2 separate regions of the Homo sapiens genome follow, and region 1 is linked to region 2. Evidence: chromatin contacts called from ENCODE Hi-C or POLR2A ChIA-PET data. All regions are on one chromosome and are shown on one strand. The core of a region is the stretch at or near the end of the contact, and the rest is flanking DNA. Distances in the headings are between cores, read along the strand shown. Region 1 overlaps CAMTA1 (calmodulin binding transcription activator 1). Region 2 has its middle 18 kb from the start of LINC01672.

Region 1 (6,204 bases), core at 3,501-6,000, 58 kb before region 2:
ACTGGGTCTGTCCTTCCTTGTGCCTGGCACAGATAGGCACTTTGTTATTTGTTGAGTAAATGAAGTGACTTAAAAGTATAACAATAACCAATGTTCACGTGGCCCCTGCGGGACTACAAGGTCCTAAAATATCTTCTGATTCCTCCAGTAATAATAACAATTATATAAATTTTAATGTCACAATTTTATTGTAACATGTCCTAACTCTTTGATAAATATTCATATATATAATCTGCTAGTTCTCTATTAACCAGAATGTATATTAACCAGAATACCACATTTTTTTTAAAACATGCAAGGTATCAGCAAACTTTCACATCAAAAAAACATTTACTACAGGAAGTCAACCTACACGCTACGTGGAAGAGCTGTTTGCTCTCTTAGAACCTGAAAAGTCCAATTCCAGTCTAACAGTGAATTACAGTGTTTCACCAAGGCAGCCTACTACATCAATAAATTAAAACAAAATTTTGTGTTTTTAAGGCAAGATGCTTGGGTGTCTGAGTTAGCCAGGACTTCCTAAGCATACAGCAAATCCATAAAATGAATTTAAACTCCCCAAATAGATCCTCAGATTGAATATAATCCCCATTATATCTCAGTTGTCTCTTCTGTGGAAACTAACAAGCTGATCCTAATATTCATACGGAAATACAAGGGAGCTAGCACAGCCAAAACAATCTTGAAAAAGAAGAACAGAGTTAAAGGACTGACAGTTCCTGATTTCAAAACTTACTACAAAGCTACAGAATCAAGACATTGTGGTAATGGCACAAAGATAGACATATAGATCAATGGAATAGAATCAAGACTCTAAAAATAAACCCACAGATTTATAGTCAGTTGATTTTCAACAAGGGTGCCAAGACACTTCAGTGAGGAAAGAATGGTCTTTTCAACAAATGGGCTAGGACAACTGAATATCCACATGCAAAAAAATGAAGCTGGAAGCCTACCTCACACTGTGTACAAAAATTAACTGAAGATCTATCAGAGAACTAAATGTCAGAGCTAAAACTACAGAACTCTAACAAAAAAACACAGGTGTAAACCTTCACGACCTTGGATATGACAATGGTTTCTTATTATGATACCAAAAGCATAAGTGACCAAAAAAAAAAACAAAAAAACAGATAAATGGGACACAATCAAATTTAAAACTTCTGTTCTTCAAAGGACACTATCAAGAAAGTAAAGGCCAGCACAGCAGCTCATACTTGTAATCCCAGCATTTTGGGAGGCCAAGGCAGGAGGATCACTTGAGCCCAGGAGTTCAAGACCAGCCTGGGCATAATATAATATAGAGACTCCGTTTCTATTAAAAAATTTCTAAATTAGCCAGACCAGTGGTGCCCCCCTGAAGTCCCAGCTGCTCAGGAGACTAAGGTGGGAGGACCGCTTAAGCCCAGGCAGGCAAGACTGCAGGGAGACATGACTGCATCACTACACTCCTGCCTGGGTGACAGAATGAGACCCTCTCTCAAAAAACAAAAGCGAAAAGACAACCCACACAGAATCAGAGAAAAATCACATATCACATGTCAATCATACATTTGAAATCACATATCTGATAAGGGACTGATATCTAGAACACATATAAAGAATTCCTACAACTGAACAGCAAAAATTCAATTGACTCAATTCAAAAATGGAAGAGGATTTGAATAGACATTTGTCAAAGCAGACATACAAATGGCTAATAAGCTCATGAACAGATGCTCAACATCATTAGTCACTAGGGAAATGCAAATCAAAACCACAATAATATACCACTTCCCATCTACAACAATGGCTATAATCAAAAAGATGGACAATAACAAGTGTTTGCAAGAATGTGGAGAAATTACAACTCTCATACTTGCTGGTGGGAATGTAATATGATCTAACCACTTTGGAAAAGTTTGGAAAACAGTTCCTCAAAAAGTTAAACAGAGTTAACTACGACACCACAATTCCACTCCTAGGTATCTTTCCAACAGAAATGAAAACATATGTCCATATAAAAGCTTGTACACAAATGTTCACAGCAGCATTTTTCTTAATAGCCAAAAAGTGGAATAACTCAAATGTCTATTAACTGGTGAATGGATAAACAAAATGTGGTATATATCCACACAACAGAGGATTATTCAAAAATAAAAGGAGTGAAGTGGCCAGGTGTAGTGGTTTACACCTGTAATCCCAGCACTTGGGAGTCCGAGGCAGAAGGATCACTTGAGCCCAGGAGTTCAAGACCAGCCTGGCAACATGGCGAGACCCCCATCTCTATTATATTAAATTTAAAATTTTTTAATTTTAAAAAAGGGATGAAGTAACAGTACATGCTACATACAACATAGATAAAAACCTTGAAAACATTATGCTAAGGGAAATAAGCCAGTCAAGTCACAAAAGGACAAACACTACATGATTCTATTTATATGAAATGTTCACACTAGGCATAAATATGCATAAAGAAATAAAGCAGATTAGTAATTGACTAGGGCCGGGAGGAGGAGGCAACAGGGAGTGGCTGCTAATGGGTACAGATTTTCTTTTTGGAGTGATGAAAATGTGGAATTAGAGAGTGGGGACAGTTGCACGAAACATGTAAATATACAAAAGAAAACCCACTCAATTATATATTTTAAAAGGGTTAATTTTATAATATATGAATTACATCTTAAGCTATTATTAAAAAACAAATCAGGCTGGGCACAGTGGCTTATACCTGCAATCCCAGCACTTCGGGAGGCCAAGGCTGGAGGATCACTTGAGGCCAGGAGTTTAAGATCAGCCTGGGCAACATATTGAGACCCTGTCTTTACCAAAAAAAAAAAAAAAAAAAAAGAGTTTCGCTCGTTTCCCAGGCTGGAGTGCGATGGCACAATCTCGACACACTGCAACCTCTGCCTCCCGGGTTCAACTGATTCTCCTGCCTCAGCCTCCCAAGTAGCTAGGATTACTGGCACCCGCCACCATGCCCAGCTTTTTGTATTTTTTTTAGTAGAGAAGGGGTTTCACCCATGTTGGCCAAGCTGGTCTGGAACTCCTGACCTCAGGAGATCCACCCGCCTCAGCCTCCCAAAGTGCTGGGATTACAGGCGTGAGCCACCATGCCTGGCCAAAAAAAAAAAAATTTTAATCAGCTAGGCATGGTGATACATGCCTGTACTCCTAACCACTTGGGAGTCTGAGGCAGGAGGATCACTTGAGTCCAGGAATTCAAGGTGCCAGTGAGCTACGATCACACCTCTGCACTCCAGCCTGGATGACAGAGTGAGACCATCTTTAAAAAGAAATAAAATAATTTAAAAAAGAACCAAATCCCTGTAACTACTGAAACCACTGTGAAGGTTGTTTCTTTAAAAACATACACTTTCCTCTTTTGTTTAGCAGAACATACTCAGTATTGCTTTTCTGAATTTACTCAAGGTCAACACTATGAAACATCAATGACTAAACAGCTGTAAATTCAGAGAATTCAACGGTGCGCAGGCTAGTAGCCCTTTACATAGTTATCTCCAAACTACTATTCTTTCACAGTATTCCACCTGTCTTCTATAATTTTGTTTCCTCCTTCTACCATGAAAAATCAAGAACAACAAGAGATCAGAGGCAGGAGGGATATACTAAGGAAAAGGTGAAGGACTGTGCACACAGGCAGCCACATACACTTAAAGAGAGGCTGTTTTCTGTTTTCTTCCCCGCTTGTTTTCTGCTTTCTACCCATTCTGAAGGCAACGTCTCCCATTCTTACTAAGGATACACATCTCCATCCTTTTATGTTTACCGACCCAAAACAAGGGGAAAAGTGGGGAAGCCCACCCAAATAGCTGAACTGTGGAAGACCTCAAATGATACTGACATCACCCAAACTGCCTGATTCCACCTGAGAACACCCACAGGGCAAAGACCGCACAGACCATAGCATTCCAAGGTGTTCTGCTTCTCCACTATTCAAAGAAAAAGTTCTGGGGCCGGGCACGGTGGCTCACGCCTGTAATCCCAGCCCTTTGAGAGACTGAGGCAGGTGGATTGCTTGAGCTGGCCAAGAGTTCAAGACCAGCCTAGGCAACATAATGAAACCCCTGTCTCTACTAAAAACATAAAAATCAGCCGGGCGTTGTGGCATATGCCTGTGTTTTCCAGCTAAGTCCTCAGCTTGGGGGGCTGAGGTGGGAGGATCACTTGAGCCCAGGCTGTCGAGGCTTCAGTGAGCTGAAATTGTGCTACTGCACTCCAGCCTGGGCGACAGAATAAGACCTTGTCTCAAAAAAAAAAAAGAGAGAGAGAGAGACAAAGAAAAAGCTTTGAGACAGTTACTACACCTACCACTAACTTACTCCACACACACCCAGGCTGGCTGACCAAGGACACTTGGCCTTCTATCTGTAGCTACACTGAACACTTTCTCTGCAAAACTCTATAGCATCTGAACATAAGACACTCCTTTAGGAGTCAATATCTTTTCTTTTACACTGTTTGATGGGGACAGAGTTTGAGGTGCCAGGACCCCCTGCTATGATAACCAGCTTCTCACACAATCTCCTCTCACTCTAAGACCCTCTAAATGATCAGCAGGCTGCTGGATCTAACCAACCTTCTTTCATAGTCGACCAGAGTGAGATGATCACCTGGCCTATGGAAACAAAGCAAATGGCTGAGAGGAGTCAGTCCAATACCCAGTCTTGAATATTTTTGTACTGAGCCATAGAAATGGGAGTCAGATGATGATGAGTACTGGAACTAGAGTCAGGACATGCAGGAGCCATGACTAAGGCCACTACATGTAACTCAAGCAAGGAAGCTACATGTGAATGGAAAAAGCCCAGCTCCAGAGAAGACATGTACTCCAGACTCTCCAGATCCAGTTCCCACTGCCCAGCTGCACTTCAGTTTCTGTCCCGAGAGGCTACGATTGCTTCTGCTCTTCTTAGACTAAAACTGCTTTCACTTGGCCTAAACTGTGTGGCTCATGGGACTTGCAATCAAAAGTGCTCTAATCTAAAGCACGGCCTGCTTACCTTCCCTGACATCAACCCCAAACCATCTGTTTCCTAGTGTTTATTAAGAACCTCAGACTTTTCTGAATGAGCTAGCCAATCCTCTTTACAAATATAAATATTGCAAATATTAAAATCTCACCTAAAAATCACTTTCTGTATAAATGAACCTCAGGGCCTGATTACCATCACTTTTTTTTTTTTTTAATGTGTGATTCTGACAGTTTATTTAAGGCACAGCCTCCCACCTTGGGGTCATGAAAATATTGGCCATATATTTACTGTTAGGACATTATAACTAGTTTTCTCATTAAGCTTCAAATCCATTTGAAGTTTTTATTTTTTTAATTGTGGCAAAATATGCATAACATAAAATTTACCACTTTAACCCTTTTTGAGCATACAATTTAGTGAAATTAGGGACATTCCTATTGTGTATCACCATTAGCCATAGCTTATTTTCAAAGCATTCTGAAAATCATGACTTTTTTATTTTTATTAAACAAGTGTTTATGTTCCCTCATCAAATGACAAGGGCCAGGAGCCTCATCAGTGGCAGGACTGTGGCAGGACAGTGACGAAGGTAGCAAAGAGCACCCACAACAACTTGGAGCAGCACCAGAGCAGCTAAATCCATCCTCAGTTCCTCCAGACATGGCCACAGAAGCTAAAGAGACTAAAAATACTTGGAGAGGACAGATAAAAAGCTGTCAAGGATATTTAGCCCAGTTAGAGAGGTCGCCACTATCACCATATTTGCATCAGAAAACACTCATACAAGCTGCAGTGGGAAATATTTAGAATAATTAGATTCAGTACAGAAAGCCTGATGTTCCTTCCCTCCCAGAATGCCTGGAAGAAATCTCTGGGCCTTGAATTTGGTCAAGTTATCTATGATCAATTTCTGGAGGACCCCTAGGAAGAAAGACAAGTACTTCAAAAATGTTAAGTGCCCACTCTCCACCCTTCTAACTTGTTATAGCTTTCTTTTTAGCACAACAGCCTCTATCAAGAAAACCAAATGAGGAAGAAACTTTCATCAAAGCTTTGTGAAAGCAAATGATTCAGCCAGAACATTTCATAATGGCTGAGATGGAAAGGATAAGGCAGGGAATGTTTACACGAACACCAGGAACTTCAACTTGCCTCTCAGTATCTTTAAAAATGAAAGAAACTTCCAAAAATAAATTATGTTCACGGCCTCTCCAAACGCGAGGCC
Region 2 (6,526 bases), core at 1,092-3,591:
AGCTGCCTTTGGCGTGCTTCTGGTTGGCCATCCCTTTTTTGAAAGCAAATGCTGCCCTACCTTAGCAGATATGCTAGGACTAACCAGAAACTGGTTGCCTAAAATAAAAAAATGCAATCATGGATTTTTGCTTTTGTTTTTGATTTTGAGACCAGGTCTCGCTTTGTCACCTAGGCTGGAGCCCAGTTGCGTGATCATAGCTCACTGCAGCCTCGACTTACTGGGCTCAAGTGATCCTCCCCCCACCTCAGCCTCCCACCGAGTAGCTGAGACTACAGACACACGCCATCATGCCTGTCTCATTTATTTATTTTTTGGAGAGATGGGACCTAGCTATATTACCCAAGCTGATCTCAGACTCCTGGGCTCAAGCAATCCTCCCACCTCTGCCTCCCAAAGTGTTGAGATTACAGGCGTGAGTCACTGTGCCCAGCCTCCTCTATCAATTAAATGGGTGATTTTTTTTTTTTTGAGACGGAGTCTCACTCTGTAGCCCAGGCTGGAGTGCAGTTGCGTGATCTCGACTCACTGCAACCTCCATCTCCCGGGTTCGAGTGATTCTCCTGCCTCAGCCTCCCGAGTAGCTGGGATTACAAGCGCCCGCCACCACACCCGGCTAATTTTTATTTTTAGTAGAGACAGGGTTTCGCCATGTTAGCTAGGCTGGCCTTGAACTCCTGGCCTCAGGTGATCTACCCGCCTCGGCCTCCCACAGTGCTGAGATTACTGATGTGAGCCACCGCGCCCGGGCTTTTCTTTTTTTTTAAGAAGCTCAGGCCACTACATCATGGGTGAAACTTGAAAACATTATGCTAAGTGAAATAAACCAGTCACAAGAGGACAAATATTGTATGATTACACTCCTATGAGAGACCTAGAGTCATGGAATTCATAGAAAGTAGAATGGTGGTTTCCAGAGGATAAGGGGGTGGCGGGGGAATGGGGAGCTCTTGTCTAATGGGTACAGAGTTTCAGTTTCACAAGATGAAGAGCTCTGGAAATGAATGGTGGTGATAGTTGCACAACTGTGAATATACTTATGCCACTGAATGGTATACTTAGAAGTGGTTAAAATAGGACTGGAGCGGTGGCTCACACCTGTAATTCCAATACTTTGGGAGGCCCAGGTGGGCGGATCACCTGAGGTTGGGAGTTGGACACCCGCCAGACTAACATGGAGAAAACCCGTCTCTACTAAAAATACAAAATTAGCCGCGCGTGGTGGCACATGCCTATAATCCCAACTACTCGGGAGGCTGAGGCAGGAGAATGGCTTGAACCCGGGAGGTGGAGGTTGCAGTGAGCCAAGATTGCGCCATTGCACTCCAGCCTGGGCGACAAGAGCAAAACTCCGTCTCAAAAAAAAAAAGTGGTTAAAATATTAAAATATTACATTTTATGATAGGTATATTTTACTAGAATTTTAACAAATAAATTGGGCCAGGCAAGCTGGCTCACACCTGTAATCCCAACACTTTGGGAGGCCACGGAGGGAGGATCACTTGAGCTCAGGAGTCCAAGATCAGCCTGGACAACGTAATGAAACCCCATCTCTACAAAATACGCAAAAATTAGCCAGGCGTGGTGGCGCATGACTGTGGTCCCAGTTACTTAGGAGGCTGAGGTGGGAGGATCACTTAAGCCTGGGAAGTAGAGGTTGTAATGAGCTGAGATGGTGCCACTGCATTCCAGCCCGGGTGACAGAGTGAGACCCCATCTCAAAAAAAAAAAAAAAAAAAAAGGCCGGGTGCGGTGGCTCATGCCTGTAATCCTAGCACTTTGAGAGGCCGAGGTGGGCAGATCACCTGAGGTCAGGAGTTCAAGACCAGCTTGGCCAACATGGTGAAACCCCATCTCTACTAAAAATACAAAAAATTAGCTGGGCATGGTGGTTCGCGTCTGTAGTCCCAGCTACTCGGGAAGCTGAGGCAGGAGAATTGCTTAAACCCAGGAGGTGGAGGTTGCAGTGAGCTGAGATCGCATCACTGCACTCCAGCCTGGTAACAGAGCAAGACTCCATCTCAAAAAAAAAAAAAAAAAAAAAACACCAAATTAATTAACAAAAAAAAGCTCAGGTCTTAGTCTATTAAAAAATATATGGTATCCTGCTTTATTGTAGGTGTTAGCATTATGTTGATTTCAAAGACAGCTTAGAAGCCCAGGCAGGGGCAGCTCAGTGGGCATCTGAGGGCAAGCCCGGACTCTTCTGGAGCCTGGGAGGGAGGAAACTTCTCCTCCTCATGAGTAATGACTGTGGTTTTCTGGCAAACATTAAGGAGGAAGGAACTAAAAATACTTATCGGCCACTCTGCCAAAACTCCACAGTGCTCGGAACGTACCAGGCCAACATGTTGAAGCACTTTCAGAGTGAGAGGGATCTGCCTAAACACCAAGGTCAAAGTCATTTCACACCTTCGCCTTTGCCTCTCGCTGAGCCTGGTGCATAGGAGGAAGGACGGGGCCCCCAGCACAGCTCTAGACCACTGTCCACCCAGGAGAGAGGCAGCAGCAAGGGGAACCAGCCCAGACCTCAGGCGTGTGGCCACAGAGAGGCCTCCCCCAGCCAGCTGCAGGGCCCAGCCGAGCGCTACCAGGAGGGGCCTCTTCTGCTGCCAACTCTAACAAGCTAAGGCAGAAAGAGCATCATAGACATTTCCCTAATGTGTCCTCCCGAGCTGCAGGAATCCAAGCCGAGACACCTGCGGAGGTGGCAGAAGAAGAGGAGAAATAGGTGTGAGAAGACAGCCCAGGTGGAGCAGGGTCCTGGAGGGAGGAGCTTCTTAAACTCCACTGTGCACGTGACTCACTGAGGGGGCTCTGGTTACAATGCAGATTCTGATTAAGCTGATCTAGGGTGGGGCCGAGATCCCGCCTTTCCAACAAGTGCCCAGGTATGCCGACGCAGCTGGCCCATGGACCACATTTTGAGGAACAAAACAAACTCCCCCAACCCCCCGCCAGGCACAGAGGGCAAATAGGGATGGGAGTTGGGGGTTGGCAGTGGTGACTCGGGTGTGGTGAGGTCCTGGTTTGGGGACTGAGGAACATTTTCTGAATCCTGGCCTTACCATACAGGTGGGCATGAAAGCCAACGGCCTGTGACTTTGCATCAGGTGTTGTGATGGTTGAGACTGAGTGTCAACTTGATTGAAGGATACAGAGTATGGATCCTGGGTGTGTCCGTGAGGGTGTTGCCAAAGGAGATTAACGTTTGAGTCAGTGGGCTGGGAAAGGCAGACCCACCCTTAATCTGGGTGGGCACCATCTAATCAGCTGCCAGCTCGGCTAGAAAGTAAGCAGGCAGAAAAATGTGGAAAGAGAGACTGGCTTACCTCCCAGCCTTCGTCTTTCTCCTGTGCTGGATGCTTCCTGCCCTCGAAACATCAGACTCCCAAGTTCCTCAATTTTGGAACTCGGACTGGCTCTTCTTGCTCCTCAGCCTGCAGATGGCCTGTTGTGGGACCTTGTGATGGTGTGAGTTAATACTTAATAAACTCCCCTTTATATATATATCATATAATATATGATATATACAAATATATATATTTATATAAATACATATTATATATAAATAAATATATAAATATATAATATATAAATATATTTATAATTAATTATAAATATATTTATGTAAATATAAATATATTAATATATAATTATAATTATATTTATATAAAATTTATAATTTAATATGTATAATTATATATTATATAATTATAATATATAAATATATAAAGGGGAGTTTATTAAGTATTAAGTTTATATATATATTTATATATATATATATATTCCATGAGCTCTGTCCCTCTAGAGAACCCTAATACAGGTGTGAAAAAATGTTACTCAGTTTGGGTGCTGCCAAGTGGGTTTGGGGAGTACAGGCACCCACTAACCACTGGGGGAAAGAGTGTCATTGCAGAAAGGGCACACGCTGACCCAAATGAGTAAGCCTCAGTGTCTGACACACCTGGATTTAAATCCCAGTTGTTCCACATCAGCCATGTGCCCTTGGGCAGGTCATTCTGAGCCTCAGTTTGTTTATTTATCTATCACCTTTCTGTGACCGATAGAATAATGGCCCACAACCATGTATGAATACATTTCCTAACCCTCCGAGCCTGTGAATGTGTGACATCATATCACAAAGGGTCTTTTTTTATTTTATTTTTTTTTTTTTTGGTGAGACTGAATCTCACTCTGTCACCCAGGCTGAAGTGCAGTGGTATGATCTCAGCTCACTGCAACCTCCACCTCCGGGTTCAAGTGATTCTCCTGCCTTAGCCTCCCAAGCAGCTTGGATTACAGGCATGCACCACCACACCCGGCTAATTTTTGTATTTTTAGTAGAGACGGGGTTTCACCATGTTGGCCAGGCTGGTCTCAAACTCCTGACTCCAAGTGATCCACCTGCCTCGGCCTCTCAAAGCACTGGGATTATAGGCGAGAGCCACCTCGCCCGGTCCACAAAGGGTCTTTACAGATGTGATGAAATGGAAAGATGTTGAGTGAGTTATGGGGACTCTCCTGCATCATCCAAGTGGACCCAGTGGGATCACAAGAGTCCTTAGAAGAGGGAGGCATGAGAGTCAGAGTCTGAGAAGGAGATGGGATCACAACCGCCAAGGTCAGAGCGAGATGTGAAGAGGCAGCACTGCTGGCTTTGAAGAGGAGGAGGAGGGGACCACAAACCAAGGGATGTGGGCAGCCTGAGGGAGCTGGAAAAGGCAAGGAAAGGGATTCTCCTGCAGAGCCTAGAGCAGGAACACAGCTCGGCCAATGCCTTCATTTTGGTCCAGTAAGACCCATTTCCTCCATAACTGTAAGATAATAAATGGATGTGTTGTTTTAGGGCACTATGTTTGTGATCATTGGTTACAACAGGAGTAGGAAACGCATATATTTTCCCACAGGATAGTTACAAAGATTAATGAAATTGGCAGCGGGCAGTGGCTCACACCTGTAATCCCAGCACTTTGGGAGGTCGAGGCGGGTGGATCACTTGAGGCCAGGAGTTCAAGACCAGCCTGGGCCAACATAGGGAAACCCCATCTCTACTAAAAATACAAAAATCAGCCAGACTTGTTGGCGGGCACCTATAATCCCAGCTACTCAGAAGGCTGAGGCAGGAGAATCACTTGAACCCAGGAGGCAGAGGTTGCAATGAGTTGAGATGGTACCACTGCATCCAGCCTCGGCTCTGTCTCAAAATAATAAAAATAATAATAATGAAATTATGCATCTTGGAGCACAGGGTCAAAAAGAGAAAAGAAATTATGCATCTGTAGGGTTCCCAGCACAGAACCCTGCTCTCCTTAAGCTGCAGTTGTTAGCAGGCTTGTGCCATGTCATGCATAGCAGGGACAAACATGTTTATTACTGTCAGGAACATAGGTGCTGCTCTATCAGGGGTGCCCCCCACCGTCGCCTGCACCAGAAGCAGTGGAGATTTCTCATACCATGGCTGATCACTAAATGGTGACCACAAACCTCCTGAATCCACACACTTCGATGACTCTCAGGTCGGACAATCATTGGAGTGGGGGAAGGAGGGGTCCCCAAAGTAAGATCAGGAACCCCTGATGAAGCACAAAGGGGACATTCATCCTGAGGATTCCAGCCAGCATCATGCCCTTTCCTTTACCTAAGAGAATTAAAGTCCACTGGGAGAAAAGTCTCTAAACCTGCAAACTTCACACACACACACACACACACACACACACACACACACACACACAATGCCATTTGAGGCCAGACATCGTGGCTCACACCTGCAATCCCAGCACTTTAGAAGGCCGAGGCAAGAAAATCACTTGAGCCTCAGAGTTCAAGACCAGCCTGGGCAATGATGTGGCAAGACCTTGTCTCTACAAAAAAATTAGATAAAATAACATTAGCCAGGCATGGTGGTGTGCACCTGCAGTCTCAGCTACTCAGGACACAAAGACAAGAGGATTGCTTGAGCCCAGGAGTTTGAGGTCAGCCTGGCCAACTTAACGAAACCCCCTCTCAAAAAAAAAAAAAAAAAGAGCCACGCATAATGATGCATGCCTATCTGTAGTCCCAGCTACTCGGGAGGCTGAGGTGTGAGGATCGCTTAAGCCTGGGAGACAGAGGTTGCAGTGAGCTGAGATCGCAGCACTGCACTTCAGCTTGAGCGACAGTGAGACCCTGTCTCAAAAAAAAACAAAAAAGCCATTTTGGGAATGGGGAGGCAATAGTGTAAAATGGGCTCATCTGCAGTCACAATTTTGGGTTGATGTAAATGAAACAGACATAGAGTGGAGGCTCCGTAAAGGAAGGGGTGGTAGGGACCGAGGCTGCCTAGTCCTAACCAAGACCGAGGTCTCCCCCTTGGCTCTGGGATTACCAGCCTTAGGCCTGGGCCCGGGCATAATGTATCATAACTATGAAGTAAGTTCTTCAAATTATGATCATTTCAGGAACCATTTTTTATGAGAAAATAAATTTTAAATAATAGCATTTTTAACTTTTTATGGCTACATTTGCCATGTGACCGGTGACAAGG

What was found. Hi-C counts contacts between places; a loop is a spot of excess contacts on that map. ChIA-PET counts read pairs that join two places held with the same protein, here RNA polymerase II (POLR2A). Pooled maps may share reads with other maps.
Region 1: a loop to region 2 is called in a map of HepG2, with 2.5 times the contacts of the local background. The contact joins two enhancer-like sites. A Hi-C loop is called at or near these places in 1 of 168 maps with a recorded cell type or tissue (HepG2) and 1 of 50 pooled maps. POLR2A ChIA-PET finds 5 or more read pairs at or near these places in 4 of 52 experiments (H1, HCT116, OCI-LY7 and 1 more).

Annotation. Positions count from the first base shown.
Region 1 is chr1:6,800,802-6,807,005 of GRCh38, reverse strand. All of the region lies in intron 1 of CAMTA1 (calmodulin binding transcription activator 1), which reads right to left. Among named protein-coding and RNA genes, the nearest start is that of CAMTA1, 18 kb to the right of the region's middle. Within about 2 kb of position 4,750, at least 4 of the 41 ENCODE cell types and tissues checked have a DNase peak (open chromatin) inside an H3K27ac peak, as active enhancers do.
Region 2 is chr1:6,739,751-6,746,276 of GRCh38, reverse strand. No RefSeq gene overlaps it. Among named protein-coding and RNA genes, the nearest start is that of LINC01672, 18 kb to the right of the region's middle. Within about 2 kb of position 2,341, at least 22 of the 41 ENCODE cell types and tissues checked have a DNase peak (open chromatin) inside an H3K27ac peak, as active enhancers do.